Linked DNA regions of Homo sapiens: region 2 is linked to region 1. Evidence: chromatin loops called from intact Hi-C (ENCODE). Cell type or tissue: PC-3. All regions are shown on one strand. Links, peaks and the distances in the headings refer to the core of each region. The heading gives the core; the rest is flanking DNA. Region 1 overlaps SLC12A2 (solute carrier family 12 member 2). Region 2 overlaps SLC12A2 (solute carrier family 12 member 2).

Region 1 (12,320 bases), core at 1,343-9,342:
AATATCCCTTTTTGACATTATATAACACAATTTCCACTTTACCTGCATCAAGTATTTGGGTGTGGGAGGGATAGAGACAGAGAACCAGATTGAGCTTTTCATTTTTCACCATTGTCTTTATATGTTTTAGACACCAGAGGATCCAAATCACTGTGACCCTTGGAGGCTGGTATCTTGTATCAATATGATTATGACTATGCTGAGCATTCATCACTGTTGACTGAAGTTTTATGCTTCTGTTAGCCTGGATTGAGCTATATTGGGATATACAGTGTGGATATGTTCAGCAGAGTTAGTCAGATAATGTTGAGAGATTCTTTTTGGCTTCTCGTGAACTGGGTACTCCATGCTTCATTTCTCTCTGCCACAACTGGGGAATGAAAGTGGGAAGAGAAATGGGCTGGGATGCTGTGTATTTGTAGGGGATCAGCAAATCATCAAAGAATTTCTCCTTTTCCTCAGACCTTAGAATCTAGGCTGTGAGCCTCAAAAGGAATGGGGCATGAAGCCACTGGCAACATTAACTTCATGCTTTTCCCCCATTTGAATCAGATTTTTGGAAGGTAGAGATTTTGCAAGATTGTGACCAAAAAGCCATTTCATTTTTCAATAATACCATTTGTAGTTTACATATATATACCATTGGTAGTGTGTATATATAAATATATATATATATATATATATATCTCTTTACAAATACATCTGCCTGATAGACTTTGTGTGCAGTCTTCTGTCCTGGACTGCCAGGGAAAGTACGAGAGTGTGGAACCCACACAGATCTGTCCCAAAAAATGACTATATATTATAATTTTGCATGAGTTTCCTGAAAAATCTGTTCACAAAGGAAGAACCTAGAGGGTAAAAACCACTTGAAATTCTGTTATGAGGTGTTCATACGATCAAGAAGGTGATACATTTGGTGAAATAATGAAACCCATAGAAGATAAAAGAGAAAGTTATTAATTTAAAGAGTGACCAGATACTACGAAGCTTTCTTAGAAGGCATTCATTTTTCACTTAGTGACTTTGGACAGCTGGATGGTCTTTATAGAATATGTATGAGCTGCATCATCTGCAATTAGTGTTTTCAAGAGATTCTTTTAGTGAATGTAAGCCCCTTCTGTCTCCTCTGTATCTGACTCAGATTTGGAAACCCCTAACATGGTTTATTTTGGTATCATGAAAAAAATATTTTCCACGTGGGAGAAACTAGATACAGGCATAAAACTGAGATCACATTACACCTGTATTCAGGATTCTAAATTGAAAGTATTAGTCTTAAAATTTATCCTGAAAGTACATATTTTTTAGTTTTTTCCATTAAAGTGACCTATAATAAATGACCAGCTCAGTGGCAATAAGCAATTCTTGTGCCCATGTTGTGTATTTCCACTCAAAAGAACCAACGGACTTTAGAGAAAAAATTGATTCCTTATCTGGGCAGGAAATGAGCTTAGACACCTTTTCAGATCCAAAGTATTGAGCACTACTAGTTTCATATCAAAAGGACCTAAGAGTCAACCTAAAGGAGCTAACACTGGCTAAAGTTTGGATAATTTGAACAGCAGTAATGATGATAACTGATTTGGATGAAAATATATGAAAATATGGATGTAAATCCATAAGTTAACAATGAAACAAACCAAAAAATCTCACTTTTCACCTTTGAAACATACTCGGGAACCATCTTATGAAAATTGATAAATAAATAGTGTTGAATCAAACTCCTGAAAGGTTTCTTTCCTCAACTCAAGGTAACCAAGAAGTCGATGAGATTTGTTCTTCAGATAATTGCTCTACATAATGAGTAAAGGAGGAAAGAGACTTAGAATATTCCAACTTTGTATGGTTCAAAGACTTAAATCTAAGACCTGAAACCATAGAAATTCTAGGAGATAACATTGGAAAAACTCTTCTAGGCATTGGCTTAGGCAAAGAATTCATGACCAAAAACCCAAAAGCAAATTTAACAAAAACAAAACTAAATGGGACCTAATTAAACTAAAAAGCTTCTGCACAGCAAAAGAAATAATCAGCCAGAGTAAACAGACAACCCACAGAGTAGGAGAAAATATTTGCCAACTCTACATCTGACAAAGGACTAATAATGCAAAATCTGCAAGGAACTCAAATCAGCAAGAAAATATCAATCCCATCAAAAAATGGGCAAAGGACATGAATAGACAATTCTCAAAACAAGATGTACATATGGCCAAGAAACATACGAAAAAATGCTCAGCATCACTAATTATCAGAGAAATGCAAATTAAAACCTCGATGAGATACCATCTTACTCCTGCAGGAATGGCCTTAATTAAAAAAAATAATAAAAATAACAGATGTTGGTGTGGATGTTATGAAAAGGGAACACTTTTACACTGTTGGTGGAAATGTAAACTAATATAACCACTATGTAAAATAGTATGGAGATTCCTTAACTAAAAGTAGAACTACCATTTGATACAGCAGTCTTCCTGCTGGGTAATCTACCCAAACAAAGGAAAATAAGTCATTATATGAAAAAGACACTTGTGCACACATGTTTATAGCAGTAGAATTCACAATTATAAAAATGTGGAACCAAACTTAAATGCCTATCAACCAGTGAGTGGATAAAGAAAATGTGGTATATATACACCATGGAATACTATTCAGCCATCAAAAGGAATGAAATAATGGCATTTGCGGCAACCTGCATGGAGTTGGAGACCATCATTCTAAGTGAAGTAACTCAGGAATGGAAAACAAATCTCATGTATTCTTTCTTATAAGTGGGAGGTAAGCTATCAGGATGCAAAGGCATAAGAATGATATAATAGACTTTGGGGATGCGGGTGGAAGGGTGGGAGGTGGGTGAGGGATAAAAGGCCACACAACCACACATTGGGTATAGTGTATGCTGCTTGGGTGATGAATGCACCAAAATCTCAGAAATCACCATTAAAGAACTTACCCATGTAACCAAAAACCACCTGTTCCCCAAAAACTATTGAAATAATTTTTTTTTAATTCCAACTTCTGTAAAGCTTTTACTTGATAAGAATACCTGTGAAGTATTGTTTCCCAACAAATTAAATCTGAATCACATTATGCCAATATCTCCAGGAAACATTTTATAGAATATCCAGAGGAGAGAGGAACTTTTTAAATGACAGCATAGGGTGATGACAGAAAATTCCAGACTGGGAATCTCTATGGAGCAAGGAACCCTTCTTATTCAAGGCTCGAAAAAAGATGGAGAGGAGAGTTAATGGTTTAAAACAAACTTGGGATTCAATGTGTAGGTATGAGTTTTGTTTGCCATTTTAGCTATAAACTATAAACTATACTTCTTGGTGGTACCAAGAATCCCTGAGTTGGATTTCCTACAGCTCAACTGCTAAGATTTGATTTTGACTGCCTACCTTGTAAGGGCTACTTAGAGAGGACGGTAATAGAGCTAGAATTATCCAGAGGACTGGTGTCTTAAAAGGAAATGGAAAAATGCTGTGGGAAGAGTGATGTCTGGTGAACCCATCTGAACTTTTTGTAGACTGAAAGTTGACTATTAAGGGAATTAATGAGGAAATAAATTTTCTTAAAACACTATTCAAAGGTTGGGGAACATTATGTTTATTGTTTAGTAATTTTAATTCAAAGAGCCCCATTTTAAACTTGATGCATAGTTTTTAAAAATTAATGTTAACTAGTTTCAGCTTTCTACATGTGGCTATCCAGTTTTCCCAGCACCATTTATTAAATAGGGAATCCTTTCCCCATTGCTTGTTTTTCTCAGGTTTCTCAAAGATCAGATACTTGTAGATATGCAGCATTATTTCTGAGGGCTCTGTTCTGTTCCATTGATCTATATCTCTGTTTTGGTACCAGTACCATGCTGTTTTGGTTACTGTAGCTTTGTAGTATAGTTTGAAGTCAGGTAGTGTGATGCCTCCAGCTTTGTTCTTTTGGCTTCCTTACACCTTATAAAAAATTAATTCAAGATGATTAAAGACTTAAACGTTAGACCTAAAACCATAAAAACCCTAGAAGAAAACCTAGGCATTACCATTCAGGACATAGGCACGGGCAAGGACTGCATGTCTAAAACACCAAAAGCAATGACAACAAAAGCCAAAATTGACAAATGGGATCTAATTAAACTAAAGAGCTTCTGCACAACAAAAGAAACTACCATCAGAGTGAACAGGCAACCTACAGAATGGGAGAAAATTTTCCCAACCTACTCATCTGACAAAGGGCTAATATCCAGAATCTACAATGAACTCAAACAAATTTACAAGAAAAAAACAAACAACCCCATCAAAAAGTGGGCAAAGGATATGAACAGACACTTCTCAAAAGAAGACATTTATGCAGCCAAAAGACACATGAAAAAATGCTCATCATCACTGGCCATCAGAGAAACGCAAACCAAAACCACAATGAGATACCATCTCACACCAGTTAGAATGGCAATCATTAAAAAGTCAGGAAACAACAGGTGCTGGAGAGGATGTGGAGAAATAGGAACACTTTTACACCGTTGGTGGGACTGTAAACTAGTTCAACCATTGTGGAAGTCAGTGTGGCGATTCCTCAGGGATCTAGAACTAGAAATACCATTTGACCCAGCCATCCCATTACTGGGTATATACCCAAAGGACTATAAATCATGCTGCTATAAAGACACATGCACACGTATGTTTATTGTGGCACTATTCACAATAACAAAGACTTGGAACCAACCCAAATGTCCAACAATGATAGACTGGATTAAGAAAATGTGGCACATATACACCATGGAATACTATGCAGCCATAAAAAATGATGAGTTCATGTCCTTTGTAGAGACATGGATGAAATTGGAAATCATCATTCTCAGTAAACTATCGCAAGGACAAAAAACCAAACACTGCATGTTCTCACTCATAGATGGGAATTGAACAATGAGAACACATGGACACAGGAAGGGGAACATCACACTCTGGGGACTGTTGTGGGGTGAGGGGAGGTGGGAGGGATAGCATTAGGAGATACACCTAATGCTAAATGACGAGTTAATGGGTGCAGCACACCAGCATGGCACATGTGTACATATGTAACATACCTGCACATTGTGCACATGTACCCTAAAACTTAAAGTATAATAATAATAATAAATAAAATAAATAAAAATTAATGTTAACTAATTTGAGATAATGCCTGTTTATTTATCTTGATTCTTAACTGAATTATAACGTGTTTATATTTTATTAATTGAATAATGTTTTATTCTTATCTTGAAAATTATGTGTTTGCAGCTTTGCGGAAGTGTGAATTCAGTGAATTTTCCCTAGTGTTATGTACATTTTGCCATAGGAGAGATTTAATATTACTAATTAATTTTAACTTTGGCTTTAACAGTACATTTTAGAGATTAAACAGATATCAATCTAGAAAAGTTGTACTTTGTTATTAACTTGTAAACAAATGTAATAATGTCCAACTTTAAAGTCTCATGTAATGGAAACATGCAAGGTTTCTGAAAAAGTCAAAATGTAGAAAATAAAACATGCTTAGTTTCAGGCTTGATTCAATTTTAGTACTGATGTGGGGTACTATTTTTTTATTTTTATTACCGTTTTTTTTTGAGACAGAGTCTTGCTCTGTTGCCCAGGCTGGAGTAAAGTGGCACGATCTCGGCTCACTGCAAGCTCTGCCTCCTGGGTTCACGCCATTCTCCTGCCTCAGCCTCCCGAGTAGCTGGGACTACAGGTACCTGCCACCACGCCCGGCTAATTTTTTGTATTTTTAGTAGAGATGGGGTTTCATTGTGTGAGCCAGGATGGTCTCGATCTCCTGATCTCGTGATCTGCCCGCCTCAGCCTCCCAAAGTGCTGGGATTACAGGCTTGAGACACTGCGCCCGGCTGATTTGGGGTACTATTTAAAGTTACTGGAAGCAGATTAGAGAATCATCACTTAAGTTCTCTGCCTTCCACATAAGAATAGCAGTGCCAAGGAACTGATAACGTTTACTTTATTTCTGTCATAATCCCTGCCTGCAAGACACATTAATGCTTTTCAGATTATTGCAGGCTACAGGGATTTTAGAGCCCTTTCCTGTTCTACGAATCATAGCAGTGTTCTTGAGAGCTTGGATTTTATAGAGTTTCCACGGATCTGTACAACAGGTTTTGCAACTTGGATGGTGCTGGCCAGCAGCCACCTTCACTCAGATCTGCATTTCCTAGATTACACAGACCAGAGTTGTCCCATCTTTAATTAATCCATGAATTTAGACTCATTCATAGAATAGAGGACAACTGCAGGCAGCCGTTCATAAGATGAAGACTGTAAATTCTTGGTTTTAATTAATACTGTATTATATGAACTGAGCAATACAAAGGAAAGTTTCCTCAACCACTTTTTGCTTGGGGGCATTTAGTTGACTAAGTTAAAAGCAGAGGTCAGTATCTTTTCAGATAAAAGCCTTGGTTACATAAAACTTCAGATAGGTAGTTCTGAAGTTTCCAAAATCTAAAATCAACATAAACTTGCCTATTCCATGATGAAGTTTTATGTTACTTGTACTTTAGTCAATCAGCTGACAATTGTTGAGCATTTTGTGACAGACACTGGGTTTTTAACAGTGAAAGACAAAATGCTATGTTATTGGAGTTTACATTGAGGTAATAATAGTAGCTATTATTTTTTGAGAACTAACTGCTAGGCATGATGCCATGGTGTTGACATACATTATCTTATGTAATGCAACATTGTGGTTAGTCACATTTAACATTTACATGGATAGTGAGAACAAAAAATCAATTATACCCATTTTTTAACAAAATTAATTTTTATGCAGATTCTGCTTGTGAATTTTTAGAATGTCTACATAAGTCACAATTTTATGTACTCATATCTTTTACTTTTCTCTGAAATAATTGAGTACCTCCTCATTTTTGTAAATAGATAAAGCCAAAAACATTGGAAATAAGGAAAAACTTTTTCCACGTACTGTGACAGAAAAGTGCTTTCTGCATTTGAAAAATCAGATTATCATTGATTGTCAAATTTTTTTGTTTTATCCATTGTGTAACTATTAGTTCCTACCATTATCAAGCAAGGAGTTCTAAGTTAGAATTCAGCTCCATAGTTCCTTTTTTTAATAGCTAGTTTCTTTGAAATTATAACTTTTCAGATCAATGAAATGTTTGAAGCAGCTGTAAAACACAGTTGTATTATGAGGTTTATTAAATTTAACATAACTTTATGTTTTCAGTTCAGTAAAACACTATTTGTATTCTACAAATAGCTCAGATACGAATCTGGCAAGTAATAGAATTTTCAGCATGGGTTTTTTCTTTACTCATTGGTGACCTTTCAGTTTTGCCAGTTTATGCAGTTTATTATTAATACTTCAGCTTGGTTCCAAAATTGTTTGCTGCAGAATTAGGGTTATATGTCTTTGCCTCTTGTATCTTAAAATTTAATTGAATTATTCTGGTGATCATTCACAATAAGATAACACCTAATCCTGGTTGGAAGATTCCATGTTTGTCACCTCACCTTTCCCTATTTGATAAAATAATGGCAATAAAATAGAGAAAATTTGCCAAACATTAAGAGGCAAACTCCTTATTTTTATTTGTAAACCAGGATACTGGAATGTATTTCATTATTGTCACCCTTTGATTCTTTCCTCAATACACCAAGAAAACTTTATTTTTACAAAATTTTCACTTTCTATTCCAACCAACAGTGAGTTTCACTTGTTCCGTATCTGTATCCTCACCAACAGTTGGTATGGTCCTTTTTATTTTTCATTCTAGTATGTGCGTAGTGGTATCTTAGGATAGTTTTCATTTGTGCTTCCATAATGGCTAAAGATGTTGGGTATCTTCTCATGTACTATAAGTGTCTACTCATATTTTGAAGGGTTATTTATTGTATTGAGAGTTCTTACTATTGAGTTTTGAGAGGTTCTAGATACAACTACTTTATCAAATAAATGATTTATAGTTTTTTTGTCTTGAGTATATGGCTTGTCATTTCATTCCTTCAATGGCATCATTAGAAAAGTAGCTTATAGTTTTAGCTATGTCCAGTTCATCACTTTTTCCTTTTTGGATTGTGCTTTTGGAATGGTATCTAAGAAACCTTTCCCTAGCCTGGGGTCTCAAAGATTTTCTTCTGTGTTTTCTTCTAGAGGTTTTACAGCTTTAGGTTTTCAGCTAGATATATTACCATTTGTAGCTAGCTTTTGTATATATTGTGAAATGTGAATCAGTATTCATATGGATATCCAGTTATTCCAGCACCGTCTGTTAAGGTGATCTCTTTTCTGTTTACTTACCTTTGTGCTTTTCTCAGAAATTAATTGACCCTACAGTGTGAGTCTATTTCTAGACTCTGTGCCATTCCATTCATCTTGGCAAAAGCCCTTGTGACTCTTAACACCATTCATGAAGTTCTGCACATTAGGTAATAGCAATACTACTAGGATCTGTTTCTTGTTTTACACACTTCTGACTCCAAATGTGTGGGTTTTCCCCACACAAACCAATTCCCCAACTTTCTGGACACTAATTGGGTATCCAACAATTTGATTAAAATTTGACACTAATTTCCCAGAGTTGTTGCAGACCCTATAGGTTAAGAGCTGCATCTCACAAGACTACTCCCACTTCAAATGCCAGTTGCAATTCCAGGCCTCCTGTACCTCTGACCAACTGGCTATATATTGGGGGTTTCCACAGCCCCTTCCTCAGGTTTGATAATTTGCTAAAATGGCTCCTAGAACTTAAGAAAACAGCTTACTATCATCAGTTTATAATAAAGGCTACAACACAGAAAGAGCCAAATAAAAGAGTTGAGTAAAGGATGGTATGGGAGAAGGGATGCAGAGCTTCCATGACCTCTCCAAGTGCCATCCTCCTGGCACCTCTGTGTTCACCAGCCTGAGTTCTCTAAACCCCTTTGTTTATAGTTTTCCATTATATAGCCACGATTGATTAAATCATTGGCCATTAATGATTAGCTCAATTTCTAGTGCCTCTCCCTTCTCTTCTCCCCTAAGGTGTGAGGGGTGGGAGCTGGGGTGGGTAATGGGGGTATTGAAAGTGCTAACCCTCTAATCACATAGTTGTTCCTCTAGCAACTAGCACTGTCCAATCCGGAAGCTATGTAAGGGCCCACCAAGTCACCTTATTACCGTAAACTGAGGTAGATTTGAAGGGGCTTATTTTAAATAACAAAAGATGCTTTTCTCACCTGATCAGTAAATTCCAAGGGTTTTATAAGCTCTGTTGCAGTAACCTTGGATGAAGACCAAATATATATTTCTTCTTACATCACAACATCACAGCAAGGAAAATAATTTCAGTATTTTGCCTGAGTTTAAGATGGAATTGTGATCGGGCTTTATTTTTTCCAAAGGATTTTAACTCTTAAAACAATAATAAGAGATAGGTCAGGCAGTCATTTTAGTTTTGATTTTAGTTATGGGACTAAATAACAGATTGCTCGAGTCTTCTCACAGCTTTACTGTTCACCTATGGCTTAAAGTCACAGATTCTGAATCTCAGCCTTACTGCGTGTGAAATGAGAAGTTTAGTACCAGGATTCTATGAGGCCACACCTACAGACCACAGTGGAAGTGTATGGAGAGAGTGGTAGGTGGCAAGGAGGAGTTTGGGCTATTTGCTTGATGTTCAATGATGAGGAGCATCTTTTTATGTGTTTACTGGCCACTTGTACAATCTTCTTTTGGGATGTAGTCACATCTTTAGCCAATTTAAAAATTGGATTGTCTTTTTGTTACTGATTTGTAGATTTTTCTATATATCTAGTTATGTTATTCGGTTTGACATATATATTGTGTGTATTTGTTCTCAGTCTGTGGCTTGTCTTACCATTTTTATCATTTTCTTAATCATGTCTTTCAGTGAAGAGACGTTTACCATTTTGATGAAGTCCGGTTTCTCTTTTTTTTTATGCTAGTGCTTTGTTCATGGTAGAAATATTTGCCTATCCCAAGGCCATGAAGATATTCTCCTATATTTTCTTCTAGAAGCTTTATAGTTTCAGTTTTTAGATTTTTATCTGTGGACAATCTCAAATTAATTTTGGAGTATAATGTGAGATGGAGAGTGTAGTTGTTTTTCTCCCTACCCTTCTTGCCCCCATCCTTGTACACATATCCACTTGTTTTGGCACCATTTTTTGAAACAGCTATCTGTTTCTTATTGAGTTGTTTTTGATACCATTGTTGAAAAATCAGTTGTCTATCATCTGGACTGAATTCTGTTGCATTGATTTGTTTGTGTATCCTATGCTGGTACTATCTTGTATTGATTGCTTAGCTTCACAGTAAGTCCTAAGTCTTCTAACTTTGTTCTTCTTTTTCATAATTGTTTTGGCTTTTCTAGATCTTTAGCATTTTCATATAAATTTTTGACTTAGATATGCCAATTTCTGCCCAAAAAATTGGATTAACAACCTAAATATATAAGGAGCTCAAACAACTCTCGGAACAAAATCTAATAATCCAGTTTAAAAATGGGTAAAAGATTTGAATAGACGTTTCTCAAAAGAAGATATACAAATGGCAAGCAGGCATATGAAAAGGCACTCAACATCACTGGTCATCAGAGAAATGCAAATCATATAAAGAAATCAGGCAGTAACAGATGCTGGAGAGGATGTGGAGAAAATAGAACTCTTGTACACTGTTGGTGGGAATGTAAATTAGTATAACCGCTATGGAGGACAGTTTGGAAGTTCCTCAGAAAACTAAAAATAGAGCTACCATATGATCCAATGCTGTGTATATACCCAAAAGAAAGGAAATCAGTATATTGGAGAGATAGCTGCACTCCCATGTTTGTTGCAGCACTGTTCACAATAGCCAAGATTTGTCATCTGAATAGAGATGGTTTTTACTTTTTCTTTCAAATCTCTAGGACTTTTCCTCTTTTTCTTGCCTTTTGAACTACCTAAGACCTATGGAACAATGGTGACTAGAAGTGTTGAGAATAAACATCCTTTCCTTGTTCCTAGTCTTAGAGGGAATGAGTTCAATATCACTGTTAACTATAAGGTTTTAAAATGTCATTTGTCAGATTTAGTTCTATTTCTGAGTTGCTGAGCATATTTATCCTAAATGGATGGTGAATTTTGTCATGATTCTCCTGCATCTGTTGAACTGTATGTTTTTTTTCTTCCCTTATTCTATTATCACAACCTACATATATATATATATATATATATATATTTTTTTTTTTTTTTTTTTTTGCATCTAAAACAACCTAGCATTTGTAGGATAAACTTCACCGGGTCAGAGATATTATCGTTTCTGTCGAATTTTACTTGCTAATAGTTTAACAATTTTTGAGTATGATCATAAGGAATATTGGTCTGGAATTTTTTTTTTTTTTTTTTTTTTTGAGATGGGGTCTTGCTCTGTCACCCAGGCTGGAGTGCAGTGGCACGATCTCGGCTCACTGCAAGCTCTGCCTCCCGGGTTCGTGCCATTCTCCTGCCTCAGCCTCCCGAGTAGCCGGGACTACAGGCACCCGCCACCACGCCCAGCTAATTTTTTGTATTTTTAGTAGAGACGGGGTTTCACCGTATTAGCCAGGATGGTCTCCATCTCCTGACCTTGTGATCCACCTGCCTCGGCCTGCCAAAGTGCTGGGATTACAGGCGTGAGCCACCGTGCCTAGCCTGGAATTTTCTTTTTTTATAATAACCTTACTAGGTTTTTATGTCAGTATTATGCTCATCTTATGTGTTTCCTTTTCCTCTATTTTCTGAAAGAGTTTGTGTAAAATTGATCTTATTTCTTCCTCACCAGTGAAGCCATCTCTGCCTATAGTTTTTTTTTTGGCAGGAGTGCTTATCACAAATTTAATTTCTGTCATACTATAGGGTTACTTCAGTTTCCTGTTGCAGTCACACTTCTGCCACATTTTGTTTTTCAAGGAATTTGTGTATTTCATCTAGTTGCAAAATCATTGTAATCAAGTCATTTAATATATTACCTTCTTAACTTTTTGATGCAATAGGATTTGTAATGACATGTCCCTGCTTTCATTCCTAATTTACTTTTTTCTTCTTTGTTCTTGATTAGCTATTGTTTATCAGTTTTTTTTAATATTTAAGAATAACTTTTGGCTTTCTTCTTACTGTTTTTTCCATTTTAGATTTTATTTACTCTTTTTCCAGTTTCTGAAGTTAGAAGCTTAGATTATTGATATATCCTCATTTTTTAGTATAATCATTTAAAACAAATTTTACTGTAATTTCTGTTAGGTATATCTCACTAATTTTATGCTTCACTTTTCGTTATCAAATCAG
Region 2 (12,320 bases), core at 1,974-9,973, 54 kb after region 1:
TCTGGGGGTGATGGGAGACAATTGACGATCATCAGGCATTAAATTCTCATAAGGAGCGCACAACCTAGATTCCTCACATGCGCAGTTCATAATAAAGTTTGCACTCCTTTGAGCAATTGGTGCCGCTGCTGATCTGATGAGGTGTACTTCAGGTGGTAATGCTCACCTGCCCATGGCTCACCTTCTGCTGTGCAGCCCACCCAGTTCCTAACAAGCCTGGCTCATTACTGGTCCATGACCCAGGTATTGGGGACCCTTGGTATAGTGCGTTCTTTTTTATTCTTTGCTACTTTGTCTTTCTGGTTGTGTTCTGTTTGTGGATTTTGTGGATGTTTAATGTAATCTACCACATACTTTTTGTTTAATAACAATAAAACTTTTTTTTTGTTTTTGCCAGATTTTCTTCTTAATCTTGAAAAGTACTTCTTTTCCTACTATTCTAAGATTTGCCTAACCTATTTATCTTGTTTATACTGAAGATAAGCATTCCCTCTCCACTATGCCATACTTGATTTGAGGAGTAGTTTTTTTCTCATCCTAAGCACTGATGAAATAGAACTGTCTGCTTCCTCTTATAATTGTCCTTTAAAAAAAACTTTTATTTACAAAGTAGCTTTAAGATTAAAGTTTAAGTCCTATTTTCTCCATGAATTTTGATCTGATCACCCTTTTTTCTCACTGGAGTTACTTCCTTACTGGAACTCCTGTTGTATCTTTGGCTATAACCACATATATTTGCCTGTCTCACATATGATGGTTTTATTAGTGACATTTGAAAAGTCTTTGAGGAAGCAGCTGGATCTCATACTCTACTTTTTAAAGGATCTCTTTATATGGATTAGTAATATATATGATAAACAAGATTTACCAACTAATCGTTAAATGCTTTTAGTAAAATTAAAACTGCTGATGTGTTGTATGTTGTTACTACTGCTGAGTTTTGGTTTTATTAATGTTTTTGTAAGCAAAACCTCATTGTGGCTTTCTAATTTTGTATTCTGTGTATATAGGGATTAGGGACAGAAAGATTAATGTGGTCCATGAGCCATGAAACCCTATGCTTTTTCCCTCTCAAGACCTAAGAACAGTGAGATGACGTAATTATCCTAAAAAATAGAAAAAGTGACATTTTTTACAAATTCTTTCATACACCTGTCACATTATTAGTTGTAGTTGCTCATAATGGAACACTGGAAGGGGTCTTTCTGACTCTGACTTTCTAGGGATTAAAGTGAGTGAGTGTTCTGAAAGTTGAGTATTAGTCTAAACATTATTCCTGTACATTAGGCAGCAGTTAAAGAATAGGTAAAATACTGCTTTCTGGTTTTAGAACCATGTAAATTAATAGCAGTTTCACAGCAGTGACACTGCTCATTCTTTATCTTGTTGCACTTCCACTGATGTTTTAGCTGTGATTTTTAAATACCTTGTGCAATTTAAGTATGCTTTATATATTGTGTTTTTATTAATAGTATATAAGATCTGAAGCTGCAAATCAATTTTTATAGCTTATAACAAAAACATTTATTTGTTTTAATCCACAGTAAACTTGGGGAGCTATATTCCCTGGCTTTAAAGAAATTGATTTTGATTTAGTCGATTTATTAAACAATTTTTAAAATGCTTATAGTTATTTTTTCTCTAGTATTAATTATATCTTTCAAGATACAGCTGAGAAAGATTAACATGCCTATTAAATTTATTTCTCCAGTGACTTTGTTAACTTTAGCTCATCATAGGAATGTGGCCAAATTGTCTCTCCATGATTTAAAAACAACAAAAGACCTTTTATAACCATATATTATATCCTGAACACATTCTTCCATTTGTCAGTAAGAGTAATAATTTGACTGTTTTATTGGATTTTAGCCTTTTTGATTTCATATAGCTGTATCTTAATATATCATTGTTTTTAATATGTCTACATTGAATACTTATTACTTGTGCAATGAAAAATAATAATTAAAGATGAAAGTTAAGCCTGTTACCACTTTCAGAGAACAACGTGACGTTTTGGAATTTAAAATTTTTTCAGTAGATTTGAGAAAAACTTGGGTTAAAATGAAGATTTATGCTCAGAACTGAGATTCCAGGGTTTAAGTCTGGTTTTAAAGCTGTCTTCAAGATTTTAATGTATTTTCTGTGTGTATAGGATGCTCTCATTTCTGTTTTTAAAAATGAAAGGGATCGCTCCTGTAATCCCAGCACTTTGGGAAGACAAGGCAGGTGGGTCACGAGGTCAGGAGTTCAAGACCAGCCTGGCCAATGTGGTGAAACCCTGTCTCTACTAAAAATACAAAAATTAGCCAGGCGTGCTGGTGTGTGTCTGTACTCCCAGCTACTCGGGAGGCTGAGGCAGGAGGATTGCTTGAAACCGGGAGGCAGAGGTTGTAGTGAGCCAAGATTGCGCCACTGCACTCCAGCCTGGGCAACAGAGCGAGACTCTGTCTCAAAAAAAAAAAAAAAAAAGAAAGGGAGAGGTAAATATATATTTTCAGATGTATATAAAATCTTTGAACCACTGTTCAAACCAGTTTTGTAAAAATTTTAAAATTATGTTAAAATTCCCTCAGTCTTTTCAAAAAGAATTTCTTCATATCCTGCAACCTGCTATCATTCGCAGTAGCATCAAGGTTTTTGTGTGTGTGTCTTCATGTATTTCTCTTGGTTTTAATGGTATAAGCCCAAATATAAATATAGCGGGATTCTGAAAGTAGTTTTTCTATAATTTAACTTAGTAGGATAAAAATACTGCTGCTGCTTTAAACCGCTGCTGTAGGTATAATGTCAGTACAACAAAGATCTAAAAAGTAGTTTTCAAGGGTATTACAGAAGAGAATGTTGTGGAATTTGAAACTAACATACATATCTCAACAAGTGATTTTCAAAGCATGTTTTAAAAATCAGACGTTTAAAGCCGAAAGTAATTTTAGAGATCATCTATTATTTATTTTAAAGAGGATAACACAAATTTTTGTGATTTTTTTTTTGGTTTTTTCATTTTTTGTTTTTTTGTTCTTAGTGATGCTTTTGACATACAATATGGAGTAGTGGTTATTCGCCTAAAAGAAGGTCTGGATATATCTCATCTTCAAGGACAAGGTAAATTTTGTTGGCAATAAGTTTTTTATTTACAAAAATATAAACTACTTTGTTAGAAAATTATATTCTCACAAACTGGGCTCTTCGTTACTTTTAATAATTATGTATCGTGGACTTATTGTATGGCATTTTAAGATCACATCTGTTTGGCTCCACTAAAGTTTGTGTTTTCTCGTTGTACCAACCTGGATGATGGTTAGTGATTATTTGGATTGAATAAAATTCAATCCAAAGCATAAGCTTAAGAGAAACAGACATTAGTTATGTCTTTAAAAAACCTGGCCAACAGACAAACCTAAGTAAAATAGCCTGAGGAAAAATTTTTAAATGACCACTAAATCATTAGACATTTTCATATTTATGAAAGTATGCTTTGTACAGAGTCATATTGATAGAAGCCTAAAGTTTGTCATAACGTTTTCTATCTTCAGCAGACCTAATAAATTTTTTAAAAACATTTTTTAATTTAAAAATATTTATAGATTCACAAGAAGTTGCAAAAAATAGTAGAGAGGTCCTCTGTACCTTTCATCCAGTTTCCCCCAATGATAACATCTTGCCTTATCCTAAGGTACTATATCCAAGCCAGGAAATTGACATTAGAACAATCCACAGACCTTTTTCAGATTTCAGCAGTTTACAAAGACTTGTATGTGGTTGTGTAGTTGTGTGCCACTTATGTGTTCATTTGTGTAACCACCATTGCAATAAAGATACAGAACTGTTCTGTCACTACAGAGGTCTCCCTATGTGTTCCCCCTTTCTACTTCCCACTATGTACTTTGTCTCCAATCATTACTGTATAATTTTGACATGTCAAGAATGGTATGTAAATAATAATATAGTGTGTAACTTTTAAAGCATTTTTGAAAGTGAAGATTAAAGCCTAAGTAAGGTATAATTACTACTTTTGCCAACTTTATAAAAACTATGGCTGGGCACCGTGGCCCATGCCTGTAATCCCAGCATGCTGGGAGGCTGAGGTGGGTGGATGACCAGAGGTCAGGAGTTTGAGACCAGTCTGACCAGCATGGTGAAGCCCCGTCTCTACTAAAAATAGAAAAATTAGTGGGGCATGCTTGTAATCCCAGATGTTTGGGAAGCTGAGGCAGGAGAATTGCTTGAACCCAGGAAGCAGAGGCTGCAGTAAGCCGAGATTGCTCCTTTGCACTCCAGCCTGGGTGACAAGAGCAAGACTCAAAAAATACAAAAAAAACAAAAAACAAAAAACAAAAAAAAAACAACTGTGAAGATTTTTATATCCTTTGAAGATTTTCTGATACTTTAAGAAATTATAAGCTTAAGAAAATTTACATATATAACATATTACCCCTATCAATTAATTAACCAAATCATCAGAATGAGCTAAGCCTAAATACGTAAGAGGTATCTGCTTCTGTATTTAAACTGTTTTAATCTTCCCTCTCTTTACCCCTTTAAGGGCAGTCTGCAGTTTTGAAAAAAGCAATTTGAGGTCTTTATCCATGTAACCAAATATGCATTTTCAGCAATCTGGAGTAGGTTTGGCAAAATACTATTTCAATTATTTCTTGCTCTACCAGAATTGAGGTTTAGAGTGCCTAACTTATACCTGTTAACTCAACATAAATAGTAGTGTTCCCTTTCACGTATCAGTTTGATGAATAAATTATATAGTTCTATCATTTACTGAAGTTTGAATGTGATTGAAACTTTTAAAAAGTATTTTCATGTATTTATAATCATTGTGAAATGTTTTTGAATGCCTTATTATTCATCATTAAGTTTTAAAACAGGAATTTGGGAATAGGAATTAAGAGCATAGGCATTGGAGTCAGGCAAATCTGCTTTAAAAATATCAGCCTTTTCTGTTAGATGTTTTGTAGCCTAGGCAAATTTGATGACTTCCAAGCCTCAGTTTCCTTATCTGTTAAAATGTATTTACCTTACAGGTTGGTTGTTAAGATTAAAAAGAAGATTAAGGCCTGCGAGCTCTTAGCATAGTGCTGGCATGTAGCTTCTTTTGTTTCTCTTCATTTACGCAAATAAGTGATGAGGATTATGGACATACTATCAATTTTATATTATATTTGTCTTTGTGATACATGTTTGTATGGTGGAAACTAAATCTTTACTAACTCTGACAAAGAGAAAATGAAGAAAAACTACTTTAAAATGGAGAAATGGTACTTTCACCATGAACTTAGGAAGACTCCATTTGGTGGTCTTGGTTTTATAGAGTGGGTAGAGTTTTTCAGTGTTGTCTGTCATCTTACGTATCTATGGACAGTTGTTACATTTTACATTTTTTATGTAATTGATTTAGAGAGAATTGATTCACATACTATGTATTACTGTCTACCAGATTCTACTGTCCTATGACTTGTACTCATTACTGATTCTCCAGCTCGTAATTCAAATACAGTTTGTGTATCTATATCCAAAATGCTTGGAACCTGAAGAGTTTCAGAATTTGGACGGGGAGAGGTTGATTTTGGAATATTTGCATTACATAGTACTTACCAGTTGAGCATCTCTGATCCAGAAATCCCAAATCTGAAATGCTCCATTGAGCATCATGTTAGGCATGTAAAAAGTTTCAGACTTTCAGATCAGGATATTCAACCTGTAACCTAGTTGTGGTTTATGTATTTAAATGAATAGTCATTTCAAACAGATTATCATAGTTGTTTAAATAAGAAGCCATTTATAATAAACTTATTTTTTCATAATAGTTTAATTACTAAACCATAATGCCTTATTTAACAGTTAAAATATGACTTAGATACTATTTTAAATAATTTTCTGTCTACAGAAGAATTATTGTCATCACAAGAGAAATCTCCTGGCACCAAGGATGTGGTAGTAAGTGTGGAATATAGTAAAAAGTCCGATTTAGATACTTCCAAACCACTCAGTGAAAAACCAATTACACACAAAGGTAATTTTCATTCAAACAATAAGTCTTATTAATAGTAATGTTTTAATTTGGGAGAAATATTTTTAATTATATAATATGTCTTATAAAAATAACCTGTTCTCAAACTTGTACTGGTCATTTCTAGCTGGTCAGGTAAAATTTATGGCTTTCAAAAATGGCTACAAAATGACTAGCTGTGTAAGGTATTAGAGTAGATCATCAAACAGAAACCATGCTAGTTATTTACTAATATGGCTTCTGTGTTTTTATTTATAGTTGCTTTAAATAAAACATTTTAATTTGAAGCATAAGTTAAATCTGAATTTGGAAAGAACATGGTAATTTTAAAGTAACAAACTCATGACTTTCACATAATTTCATCCACAAATCTGTGTCATGTTTGAGAAGAAAAGAGGGATGACTTCCAAATCTTACTCTCCCACCCTCACTCTCCTACCTCTGTTCAGTCTAGTATCTCCATCTGTCCTATTCCCAGCTGACACGCAACAAGAAAATAATCTGCGCTGTGAATCATCAAACTGTAACATACTTTTGATTCCTGCAAAATATTTCCCATTCTTTTTCTGAAATTGTAACCTTGGACCAATCATGTCTCTGTACAGTTTATCTCTTCTATATTATTTAGAAGCAGTAATGTTGCTTTTTATTTCTTTCCTTCTCATTTACCTTGTTGGCTTAGAGTATTAGTAAAGTTTAGTTCACACCCATTTTCCTTTTCAGTTCTTTGCTGACTTGATTATAATTTATTTTGTTTTTCCTCAAAATTCTATAAACTGATTCTGATAACTGTTCCTATATTCCAGCATTTATTTTAGTTTACACTATACATTCTTTCATTTCCTCTTTTTTGTTTTTTTCTTTTGCTTCAAACATTCTTTTTCTACAGAATCTGTTGGGAATTAATAGGTGAAGTTTAATGGGAGGGTAAGAAGAAATACATATCAAGCATCTACTCCGTGCACCCAACATTATAATGGATGTTACCCATACATTAGCTAATTAATATATGTTACGATCTTATGAAATCATTATTTTTATAGAACAGGAAACTGGGTCAGTACATTTCTACTTACCTTTTTATTGTAAAAATCTAAATGCCTTTAACTTACTTTATAATTGTTAAATGTCAAGATTTCCTTGACATTTCTGAGATCTTTTAAACAAATGCAGCATATCCGTAGTTATAATTTTTATTATCAAAGACAAATGCCATTAAATGTCTGCTTTATAAGAACAATATTGAATGCTATAATATTAAATCTAATGATTCTTTTTCCATTACAAGTTTAAGAAATTAGTGTTTGCTTTATTTTGTGTTTATTTTCTGTTTAGTCAGTTATTCTCAGTCAACAGTGTAGATACTATAGAAACGTTTATACATTTTAAAAAGTCTTCAGAATTAGAGACATTAGTGTGTAGTTGTTATAAATCCACAGTATTTAGCTGTGTCTATCTTGGTTATTGAAGCATACATCATGCAAGAAGTCAAAAAGAACACCCTTCAAATACTTTCTGCCAGGCCCAGAGTTCAGTGCATTAATACTTGCATTAGTATAACAAGCTTAAGAGGTAGGTACTAATACCTCTTTCGACAAATGAGAAAAGCAAGTTCAGTAATGAAAGTTTACTCAGCTGTTTTAACTCCTGGGAATATAAATGTAGAGGTAAGATTGCAATCTTGCAGCCTAACTCCAGAGCCCACTGTAGTATACTCTTTCCTAAGTCCAGAGTTTTATATGCCATAAACAAATATTTTAATACAAGCTTGTATTAAGGGAACAAAATGAGATTAGGAAAATTGTTAATGCCAGATATATTTGTAGATATTTTTAAATATAAATGGATAAATATTAATGCACACGTATATACATACATATATAAATTTATATATGTGAGAAAAATCACTCCTGTATAACCTGGCATTTTATATAAAGCAAAATACTTATGTCTCTGATCAAATTTCTTAATATTTCAAGTGTGATTAATTTTTTACAAACAACAAATATCCATTAAATGTTTCTAAAATTGCTGTTCAGTTATTTGCACAGTGATGGCATGTTTAAAATTTATGTATTATCTGCAATATCAATGTTTAATGTCATATTTATACCTATAAGCCACAGTTCAACATCTTCTCAACTTATTTCAAGTATGAAAGTGTAAACATTTTAAAAATATGCTGAAATTTAAAAAGTAATTTTACAGAAATTAAATTTAGGGGTGTTAGTCATCCTGTAGGGGAGGGGTCTCAAATATGTTTGCTTTTTAAAAGCTTCAACACTCAGTGCAGAAAATATTAATCTTCAGTCTTGATTATTTTTCAGTGGACTGCTGCTTCATATTATATTTTGTTTATAAATGTGCTCTGATTACATTTTTATTATTTTATTAATATAAAGGCAATTAACATATTTTTGTGTTTTTTAAACATAATCTAGTTGAGGAAGAGGATGGCAAGACTGCAACTCAACCACTGTTGAAAAAAGGCAGGCATTTTTCATCATTTTATTTTAAACCCTTTTTCATACTGTAAACTCTTTAACTCCAACCTTATTCCCTTTTTTTTAACCTTGGTTTTTATTTCCATGGTGAGGTAATGTTACAGTTCTATAAATGCAGATTAGAAAAATTATTATTAGTCTAACTAAAAAGTTAAATATTCTCAGGAAATGGAGTTATATCACAAATTCTTTTCTATTATCACAGCATTTCTGAAATATTAGACCCAGACAGCCGGTATTAATTTTTTTTAATTTAAACTGCATGGTTTAGATGATAAGTAGGGACACTGAAATAGGTTTTATTTGCAGTGTCACTTGCATTCTTTACCATCAGTTGTACCCAGCCAAGTCCTCAATTTTGATACTAATGTATTTTTCATTTCAAAAATTACAATATTTCTCACAGTCGTGCTGCGTTTGGGAGATACACAGTCATGTCAACATACATGAATTTTATGAGAAGGAGATAGAGGTGAGAGTTATGGAGCAGTGTGGTTTGGTAGCCATATTATTTCATCGTGCAAAATCATTTGTCATGTTTGCATATATCACAGCAGCATGAAAAGTGACATTCTACAGAAGTGATCAGATGTCCTCGTATGGATTTCTGCTTTTAAAATTTTGGTGTAGGAGTTTCATGATAGTCATTTGCTTGCTCACAGAATCAATGCTGTTTTTTGTTTTGTTTTAACTCCTGGGAATATAAATGGGAACTCCTTGGTGTATTGTTCTCAGACCTGCAGCAGATGGGTGCCCTTTGAAGGAGCTCCCACCATCTTTCTGTGGTTCAGAGAAAGATGTGGTTATATGGCTTTAGAATTGGGTGCCACATATTGGGGACAAAACATAGGTAAAAATGAGAAGTCTTTCCTTAGACTAAGGTTTCACTGTGATAATTGTAAGAATGTGTTAGTATGTCTTCAACTCCCATCTTTCATTTATATTGCAGATAACAACTTTGTCTTTTAAAAAGTTTTGAGCTTTAAATTATTGAGATACCAGATTACCAAAGAAATAGTTTCACAGAACAGGTATAAACTTGATTTGTCCAGTTTGACTAAAACAGCTTTTCAAAACAAAATCTAGCAGCTCACTGTAATTTTTTTTATTGTTATTTATGATTCTCTTACATTCATTCAGAATGCTTGAAAATATTAGTAAGTAGGCAGATAATTTGGATTGGTTTAGCTATTGTAAAGAGTTATTTCTCTCTAGCCATTTATAAAGTATACTTTTATTATAAACAACTGAAAGTTTATGGTAGATGCCGTATACAATTGTCTGAATTATCTGTAGTATAAACATCTGAATATACAAACATTAGGAAATGATAGGAATTCAGCAAAAGGGACTTTAATATTTACTTTGCTTACATTTTATATTTTGCTTAATCCTTTAGAATCCAAAGGCCCTATTGTGCCTTTAAATGTAGCTGACCAAAAGCTTCTTGAAGCTAGTACACAGTTTCAGAAAAAACAAGGAAAGAATACTATTGATGTCTGGTGGCTTTTTGATGATGGAGGTAAGGTTGTTAATTTTTTTAAAATGATTTTAAATTTACTGACATTGTGAGAATAGTAAGAAATGACATGCACTCTTTACCTGTGGACCCCATTCAAATTTTGCCAGCATTCCCAAAAGCAAAAGGATTAATTTCAGAATCAGGCACAGCCTTTAGTTGTCTGGTCTCTTCAGTATCCCTAATGCGGAGGTTGTTCAGTAGTATTTCCTTGAGCTTCATGACCTTAACTTTTTTTTAATATGAACCATTTTGTTGACTGTAACCCAATTTGAAGTGCTAGTTAATGTTTTATTATAATTAGTTTTAGGTTATCTACCTTTGGCAGAAATATCACAGAAGTGATGCTGTGCTCTTCTGTCTACATCTCATCAGGTGGCACAGGATGTTGATTTGTACCTTCACTGGTGAAATTAACCATTGAGTAATATATGATTTTCACCACATGTATTCACTGAAAAGTTACCCCACCCCCTTTTATAATTACAGGTATTGGGGATGGCACAGAGGGATTACTCTGAGACTATGTAAATACACTATTCTTGCAGCCTTCACCACTATCTTTAGGATCCATTGATGTTTCTGCCTGAATGTATTGTTATTGTTGTGGTTGCCAAATGATGATTCTCCTATTCCATCATTTCTTCCTCATTTATTAGTTGGCATTTTATTGTAAGGAAGAGCTCTTTATTTCTGTCAGTGTGGACTCATTGATTCCTATTTTATTGATATTCAGTGGGATATGTATTAGACTGTTCTTGTGTTGCTTTGAAGGAATACCTGAGACTGGGTAGTTTCTAAAGAAAAGAGGTTTAATCTGCTGATGATTCTGCAGACCACACAAGCATGGTCCTGACATCACTCAGCTTCTAGAGAAGCCTCAGGGAGCTTTTACTTATGGCAGAAGGCAAAGCAGGAACAGGCACATCACATGATGAAAGCAAGAGTGAGAGAGTCATAGAGAGGAGACAGAGATGCCACACACTTTTAAATCACCCGGTCTCATGAGAACTATCACAAAGACAAGCACCAAACCTTGAGGGACTGACCCCCATGATCCAAACACCTCCCACTAAGCTCCACCTCCAGCACTGGGGATTAATTACAGTTCACCGTGAGATTTGGGTAGGGGCTGATATCCGAACTATTCCAGGATATAATTTGTTACTTTCATTTGTTTTGATGTTCCAATTGTCCTATATTTCGCCAGCAGAATCCTCCTTAGGCTCATTTGTTTCCATTTATCATGTCCCAATCGTTCCTTTTTTTTTTTTTTTTTTTTTTTTTTTTTTTTTTTTTTTGCGACTGAGTCTTTTTCTGCCACCCAGGCTGGAGTACAGTGGCGCAATCTCGGCCCACTGAAAGCTCCGCCTCCCGGGTTCACACCATTCTCCTGCCTCAGCCTCCCGAGTAGCTGGGACTACAGGCACCTGCCACCATGCCCAGCTAATTTTTTAGTATTTTTAGTAGAGATGGGGTTTCATCGTGTTAGCCAGGATGGTCTCGATCTCCTGACCTCGTGATCCACCCACCTCGGCCTCCCAAAGTGCTGGGATTACAGGTGTGAGCCACCACGCCCAGCCCATTCTTTTGGGTTATTTTCTAATACAAGAAGATGTTCCAGGCTCAGTTTTATTGTTTTGCACTTTCCCTTCACAGCCACGAAAGTAACCCTTTCCAAGGAATGCTGGTTCCTTTTACTGAATCATAGTGTTTAGAAACAAAGATCAGGGCATTGGATATGCTTGTGTCTACTGGAGTGTCACTGCTCCCAGGCCTTCTCCATGGACAGAGCCAGGAACTCCTTGTGTGTGTGTCTGTGGAGATATAAATGGAGATCAAAAAGCAATTTCAGTCCAGCTTCTCCCTTTTCATATTTCTAATTTCAGTGTTAAACATGGCTCCTGCTAAGGTCAATAATTATACTTATTTTCTCAATCCTGTTGTATGTGACTGATCTCGACCTTACCAGGCCACTATCCCATTTGGCTACCTTCCTTGAATGGGATCAGACTCCGTTAGGAGTCCCTTGTTTCTCAGGTCTGCTAATGGCTTTTTGACTGAATTATCAAGGAAGGACAGAAAGATTTTTGTTTCATATGGAGTTGTAGTAAACATGTTTTTCGAGACTAAATTGATGTTCCTGATTAAGAAATTTGCATTTAGTAAATGATTTATTACATTTTTATAATTCAGGTTTGACCTTATTGATACCTTACCTTCTGACGACCAAGAAAAAATGGAAAGACTGTAAGATCAGAGTATTCATTGGTGGAAA

What was found. A loop is a pair of places that touch in the nucleus more often than their neighbours do. Peaks named below come from ENCODE experiments on the same cell type or tissue, not always from the same donor. Only the 100,000 strongest peaks of a DNase experiment are listed, where the experiment ranks them.
Region 2: a loop joins it to region 1, with 2.0 times the contacts of the local background. A loop is called at or near these places in 6 of 110 quality-filtered maps.

Annotation. Positions count from the first base shown.
Region 1 is chr5:128,115,733-128,128,052 of GRCh38, forward strand. All of the region lies in intron 4 of SLC12A2 (solute carrier family 12 member 2), which reads left to right. Among named protein-coding and RNA genes, the nearest start is that of SLC12A2, 38 kb to the left of the region's middle. In PC-3, for the core only: no CTCF peak of the experiment used is centred there; a DNase peak (open chromatin) is centred at 6,139.
Region 2 is chr5:128,168,645-128,180,964 of GRCh38, forward strand. It overlaps SLC12A2 (solute carrier family 12 member 2), which reads left to right. Exons shown (of 27, transcript NM_001046.3): 19 at 3,023-3,102; 20 at 5,897-6,022; 21 at 8,461-8,508; 22 at 9,923-10,045; 23 at 12,239-12,320. Among named protein-coding and RNA genes, the nearest start is that of SLC12A2, 91 kb to the left of the region's middle. In PC-3, for the core only: no CTCF peak of the experiment used is centred there; no DNase peak of the experiment used is centred there.